2 separate regions of the Mus musculus genome follow, and region 2 is linked to region 1. The links are chromatin contacts, found by POLR2A ChIA-PET in ENCODE. All regions are on one chromosome and are shown on one strand. The core of a region is the stretch at or near the end of the contact, and the rest is flanking DNA. Distances in the headings are between cores, read along the strand shown.

Region 1 (3,163 bases), core at 344-2,843:
CTCAGAATCAAAGGATGGAGGAAGACAATCTGAAAGACAGGTGCTGGGGAGGAGGCGGCAATCTTTTCTTTCCCAGGTTGGTGGTGGGAAGCGGCTATCTGGACTTGAAGAGAACGCTCTGGTCCTGGCTCCAGCAATCTTACTGTAGAGGCTATTTTGCTACACAGAAAACCCAGACCAGCAATTTTCTGCGTTCTTGGAGCTCTATTTGATTCCTCTCCCAGCTCAGAGGTGGATATTTGGGATGTGATTACTGCCTCAGAGTAGTCAAATCTCTTCTCTAGGATAGAAAGGACCGAAGGAGCGGCCAGATGGTGGCTTCCAGTTCTCTTACAGAGGAAAGTTTTCAGTCTTTCGGAAGTGGTCTGTGGGTAATCAGAGATGGTCAGACTGCCAGACTGCTTCTTCAACAAGATGTTTCCTCCTGACTTCTCCAGCAGCCGTATCCTAAGCCCAGTGGAAGGAAGGTGCCCGGCTGTCTTTACCTTTGTAACCGGGTCCTGCCTGCCTGCGTACCTACTGTGAGAGTTCCAGGTCGCAGGACTCCAGAACATCTAAAAAAAAAAAAAAAAAAGTTTGACAAGGCTGTGTACAGGATACACTTAATGTTGGGGGATTTTTGTTAAACTCTAAATACTACAGTCTAAGATGTATGTGTCCTACATAAAAATTTGAGTTTTCACAGGGGTTAAATGACTTGTTTGATCAGGATCACCCTGTGCAGAGCCAGGACAAGCACTCTGGTAAGAACGTTTTCGCCAGATAACACTGAATCCAATCCATCGGGACACGCAGGGGGTGGGGGTGGAGGCAGCATTTGGGCTTCCTTGCCTGCCGCATTGCTCCGCCCCAAAGGCTTGCTCTTTGTGGACAGACTGCAAGATTCCCTGCATTACGGGGAGCCCTAAGCAGGCACCTTTAACCTTGAGCCTGCTCGCTAGCGACCTCCAGAGGGCCAGGATGGTTTGGGACCGGTGTGATAGAGCACTTTTCTAGTTTTAACGACTCTATTTGCATAACGGAGACCAAGCGTCCTCCCGCCGGTCTGCCGTGCTTTTCTTCCCTCCTTCCCGGTCCTCTGTACCCTCATCTGTGCTCCCTCTCTGCTTCCCAGAAGATCCGTTCTCAAGGGGACTCACTCGGAGCTTGAGTCCCGGGCTCTTCTCCCTCGGCCCGGCAAGATCCAGAGGCACCTGGGGGAGTGGAGTTGAGCGCCAGCCTGGGTTGGGGAGCCGCCCTGGCACTGCCCGACCCTAACAAAGGGAATCGGACTGCGCGCCGTGCGAGCGCTCGGTGGGCTCAGCGACCGCAGCCGCCTTCCCGATTGAGAGAGCTGCAAGTGAGTAGGGGCGAGGCGGGCGGCACGGGTCTGAAGAAGGAGTGCAGGGGTGCGCTGAGAGGCAGCCCTAGCTGCGGGAGTAGGAGCCGCCGCCCCGGGCTGGGGATGTCTGTCGCGGGTCCAGGGGAGGGACCGCCTTGGCCTCCCCTCCCTAATCCCCCACCCCCACCCCCACCCCCCGGCACGCCAGCCTGCGCACCCATAACAAACCCACGTGTGCGGGGACGCAGGAACCTACACTGCAGCGTCTGTATTGTGTAAGGCGTTGACTCGCGGAGTGAGGGTCTCTTTAGATCTTGCCCACTTTGGTAACAGAGCAGGAAAACAAGCCCGGTGGAAGGAGAGGGGGAGCGCAGGCACCACAACAAACGCACGTGTGCCCCGGCTGAACCTCTTTTGGTCAGGTTATTGTTCCAGCCAAACCAACGGGTGCGGCGCTTGGAGGCCACCTACTACTGCTGGAGAGGTGGGGACCTTTCGCAGCGGTGCTCTGTGAAGGGACGGACTAAACCTGTTGATTTTTAAAGGAAAAAGAAAATACAAACAAGAAAGAGCCGACAAAAAGCCCCCACCCCACCCACACGTATGCTTCACCCATTGGCACGGGTTTGGAGGTGAAACCTACAAGCCCTCATCTCTTCTTCGAGATTTTCTTAAGAGTCGTGGGCTGAACTAAGGATCTGTAGGGTACCCTTCTAAAATAGACCCTGCCCGACACACCATTGTCCCCGTGCACTGGCGACTGCCCCTGTTGGGGAATCTCGAGCGCCTCCCTAGCTTGCTGAAAGAATAGTTCATTTTAACAAAATCCACCAGTGAGGTCTTGGGTTTTGCTTGCTCTTCGCCTGGGAGCTCCCTGTGGCTAGACATTTCAGGTGTCACTGGCCCTGGCCACACAAGGCCAACGGGGGCCCCTCGTCTAGACGGGGACGTATCGGAGGCTCGCAGAGGTAGGTCCACTGTTTGCTGTGCTTTCCCCTTAACTTTCACTCTGCTCACGCAGCCGGATTTTTAGCGTATTGAGGTCTGGGCTTGTCAGCTCTGAGGAAAAGTTGAGGACAGGAAGGGGGCGGTGAACGGATCCTAGGCGACCTGTGCAGGAGTGACAGCATTTTACCAATCTGATGCTGCACCTCGAGTAGTCCCTGTGGAGACTAACCTGTCTCTGAAGACAACTGGACAGCCTTCAACCGTGTACCTTTGTTATTGAAAAAATCCAGGCGACAGCTAGGGAACCTTTTTAATTTTACAGGCAGGAAGCTGAGGTCTGAGAGTTCAGCCCCTTGGGTCTTCCAACTGCTCGGCCTTCATCCAGAGGATTCTGCGGTCGGCTTAAAAGGCAGTAGCCTCAGGCAGGGCGGAGTGAAACAAAGAAAATAATTCAAATTGGAAACTGCGCCCTTCCATTATACCTTTCTAGAGTTCTCTGTTTTAGTGGAGAAGAGGGACTTAGCATTTCCCCCACTTCTCAGCCTGTCCCGCTTCATAACTTTGCTCTGCTCTCCTGGCTGCCCTCTTGTTCTCAAATTGAACTAGGGCCAACTGGAGAGGCTTAGATGTTTTGCGGGCGCTAAGAAGCCTTTGTTCGGGCAGAAGCTGGGGCTGTTGACATCAGCCCCGCTGGGAGGAGAGTGTCTCTTGTAGTCAGCTGCTTCTGAGCCCCTCAGTACAGAACGAAGCATTCTTTTCATTGATTTTATTTAATTAATTTATCTATTATGTATGATTCCCGTGGAAGTGACTGTGCCTTTTGTGTTTAGCAGAGAAGCAGGCAGAGGACAGTGAGATTAGTTTCTCTAAAGCTAGCTAGTTTGTGCTTGGAGG
Region 2 (3,242 bases), core at 458-2,957, 98 kb before region 1:
GATGTAAAGGGAACAAATATCAGAGGTCACGTCTCTCCTTCTACTACCGTGTTCGGGGACCAAACTCATGTTGTCAGGTTTCTACATCAAGTGTTTTTACCCACTGAGCCCTTTTATTGGCCCCAAATTCTCTGATCCACACCAGCGTAATTAATCAGGTTGGTACTGGGCAAGAATCATTGCGTGTGCTATAAAGGTCTGCCAGGATGAGGCAGGTAACAGTGAAACCGTCCAAGGATGTATGACAGGCACGTGGTGATGAAGGCTTCTCCAAAGGAGAGGCAGCATAAAAGTGAGCAAATGTGAGAGCTTGGAGCCAGAGCCGTCTGACTGGAGAAGCTGAACCCTAGGTCCTCCCTTCCCCACCTCCTTGTTAAAAAAAAAATTATATATATATATATATATATATATATATATATACATATACATATATATATATACACACACATACATACACACACATGCATACATATACACACATAGATAGATAGATAGGTAGGTAGGTAGGTAGTTTTGGAGTGGTAAGATGGCTCAGCAGGCAAAGGCACTTACTGCCAAGTCTGATGATCCAAGTTTGACACACGGAATACACAGGGCAGCTAAGAACTTACTCCACCTGGGAGTCGAAGCATGCTTGTGATGGCATGCATCCTCCTTCCTCAACGATAAATTTTAAACATGTGAAAACTATAGATCTATGGGCCGGAGTATAGAACAGTGGTAGAGTGCTTGCCTAGATTAAGGTTAGCGAGATTCCCAACAGGTAAGTGCGAGCTTTCAAAGCCCGATGATCTGAATGGGACCACCACTTGCTTTGCTGCGGGGACGGCTATGGGATGAGTTGGGGGCAGGAAGAGGGGTGATATAGATGAAGTACTCATATTTGAACTTCTCAATAATATTGAAACAGCAAAATAACACACACGAGGACCTTGTTTGACTTGTAAATAACCTGAAGATCCTTAGTGATCAAAGAGGTTCCACGTAGCTGACGGTTCTAGTATCATCTAGCAAATGACAATGTAGTGGTACTTAACATCAACAACAAGATCCCAACAAATTTCACCATATACATACAAGGATAAAAGTCAGATTTCAGTGGAAGTGTTTATAGCCAGCTCACAGAAACATTGCTTTCTTCGTTTCTGTAGGGCTCTAAAACTGTACACTTTATAAACATCTTAGGTCATCTATATAACTAAAGAATTAAATTCAACTACTGTATCACTCCAAGGACTAAGACTTATTATTGGGTGATACCGCGTCCCCCTACCCCTCAAAGGTGTGATCTAAATATAGCAAAGTCCCCCTTACATTAAAAAAAAAACCCCACTAGCACTTATTAGTTATTTCAACAAAAGTACAAGCAGTTCTTACTATTTTTCCACCCAAGGAACTGGTTTGACTTTCTTGGTTTCTCCACTGCTTCCTGCAGTGGCAGGTGTCCCCCGGTCCTTGGTCAGTTGTGCTTTGGCACTGACAGATGTGCCTTTCAGAAATGCCTGCATGGCTTCTTCTCCTGGGTATAAGACAAAAAGAAACCATTATGGGGCAGCTCCCCTTGAAAGGACCCCTAACTTTGTGCCTAGAGGGAAGGCGGAGGTCACATCCCGGTCCCCGCCAGCCTGTAAAAGGCTGAGAACACTCAGACCCATCACTTACAGTCGTCACCGTCCCCCTGGCACCGCGGTTCCCGCCACAGAACGGCGGCGAAAGGCATGGCGGGAGCGCGCCACGCAATAACGTCACTTCCGGCGCGCGGGTGCCAGTGACGCGCTCCCTTTTTGGCTAGCGGTGGCTAAGCTCGGCTTCTGGGTGCATCTGGGGCGTTCCGCGGAGGTGATCCTGTGTAGACTCCGCGGCCAGACCTCGGCCCAGCAGACACTGCAGAGCGCGGTCGGGGAGGAGCCGACCTAAGGAGAAAGCTTTGCTCGAAGGACCGGGCCTAGGGCGGGCCCACGCTGGGAGAGGCTTTCATTAAGCCAGTGGCTTCTTGGGTTTGCTGCCATCGTCCGTCAGCCCGGAGGTCAGGGCCAAGACGTGCTCACTTGACCCTTCGCCGGAAGGGGACACTGTGCGAACTACTGCCCTGCCCCCGATATTCAAGGACACAGAGCAAACTGCTTTTTAGAAGTGAAGCTAGAGAGAAGGCTCAGCGGTTTAAGAGCATTCACTGCTTTTGTGGAGGACTTCGGTTTGATACTTGGGGTTTTGATAGCCATCTGGTGGCTCACAACTGGAACTCCAGTTCAGGGGTCCAACGTTCCCTTCAGGGCTGCAGACCCTGAATACGTGTGCTGCACGTACTTGCACGCAAGCGGAATACTTAAACACACACAGCCCGGGACAGATGTCTTACAGTCAGTAAAATCAGCTTATTGTAGGGAGGGAGGACCATCTTCTATGGGCATTTTGTAATTCCCGAGACCCACTCAAAAACCTCGTGATCGGGCAGGAGATAAACTCATCAGTTAAAAGGACTTGCTGCTTTCCCAGAGGACTGGAGTTTGCGTTCCAGCATCTTGGGGGGGGGGGGGGGTGGACCAAGCGAAAAAGAAAGAATTTGAAAGCTTTGTAGTATATACCAACTGTCAGCAGACAGCTTGTCCTGTGAAGGATTTACTAGTCCAAATGAATCTTTCAGTTCTTAGCCAGCCTCTGCCCTTAGATGTCCTCATGTTAGCATAATAAGTTCCTAGTGTAGCTTTGGTAGCAGAGGTGGTTGTCACACGAGTCCAACAGCGACGACTGCTCCAGTAACTGCATTGCTGGGAGCTGAACTTGCCAGCCACAGGAGTGAAAGATAGTCACCCTTCCTGGATAGAACCCCTGAGCCCTCAGGGGGTTCAACTAACCTTTGCCCTACAGTGGATGAAATGTCATTGTTTCCACCAGAAGTAGAATTTGTCTAATTGTGCTCATTTTCTAGAACCAAAATTCTAAAAGGCTGCATTTCATCAGAAGCCTGTGCAGGGTTTGGCAGAAGTACACTTTCAGTCCCAAAACAGACCTACAAGGTCAGAATCTCTGGTGTCTGGGACTATGTATTTATAAGGTCTGTGGTTAGTGGACATAATGTTTCTGCTTCCTCCAAACCTCAGATGGAAAACCTCAATGTAATCAATCCCCGGTGTTGTCCTCAGTAATTCCAGGGTTAATGCTATAACAAGAGACTTTGTTCTTTTCGGTTTTCGTTCCCCCTTGAGATGGTTCTGCAAGAGATCCTACCAGATGGTGCTTAA

Evidence for each region. ChIA-PET counts read pairs that join two places held with the same protein, here RNA polymerase II (POLR2A).
Region 2: POLR2A ChIA-PET joins it to region 1 with 32 read pairs in Patski. The contact joins the promoter of Rfc4 here to the promoter of BC106179 in region 1. POLR2A ChIA-PET finds 5 or more read pairs at or near these places in 3 of 5 experiments (Patski and embryonic stem cell).

What each region holds. Positions count from the first base shown.
Region 1 is chr16:23,223,891-23,227,053 of GRCm38, forward strand. It overlaps BC106179 (cDNA sequence BC106179), which reads right to left and starts at 1,594. Exons shown (of 3, transcript NR_152126.1): 1 at 1,578-1,594; 2 at 1-554. It overlaps St6gal1 (beta galactoside alpha 2,6 sialyltransferase 1), which reads left to right and starts at 850. Exons shown (of 8, transcript NM_145933.4): 1 at 850-1,339.
Region 2 is chr16:23,126,023-23,129,264 of GRCm38, forward strand. It overlaps Rfc4 (replication factor C (activator 1) 4), which reads right to left and starts at 1,708. Exons shown (of 11, transcript NM_145480.1): 1 at 1,663-1,708; 2 at 1,378-1,519. The coding sequence starts at 1,508.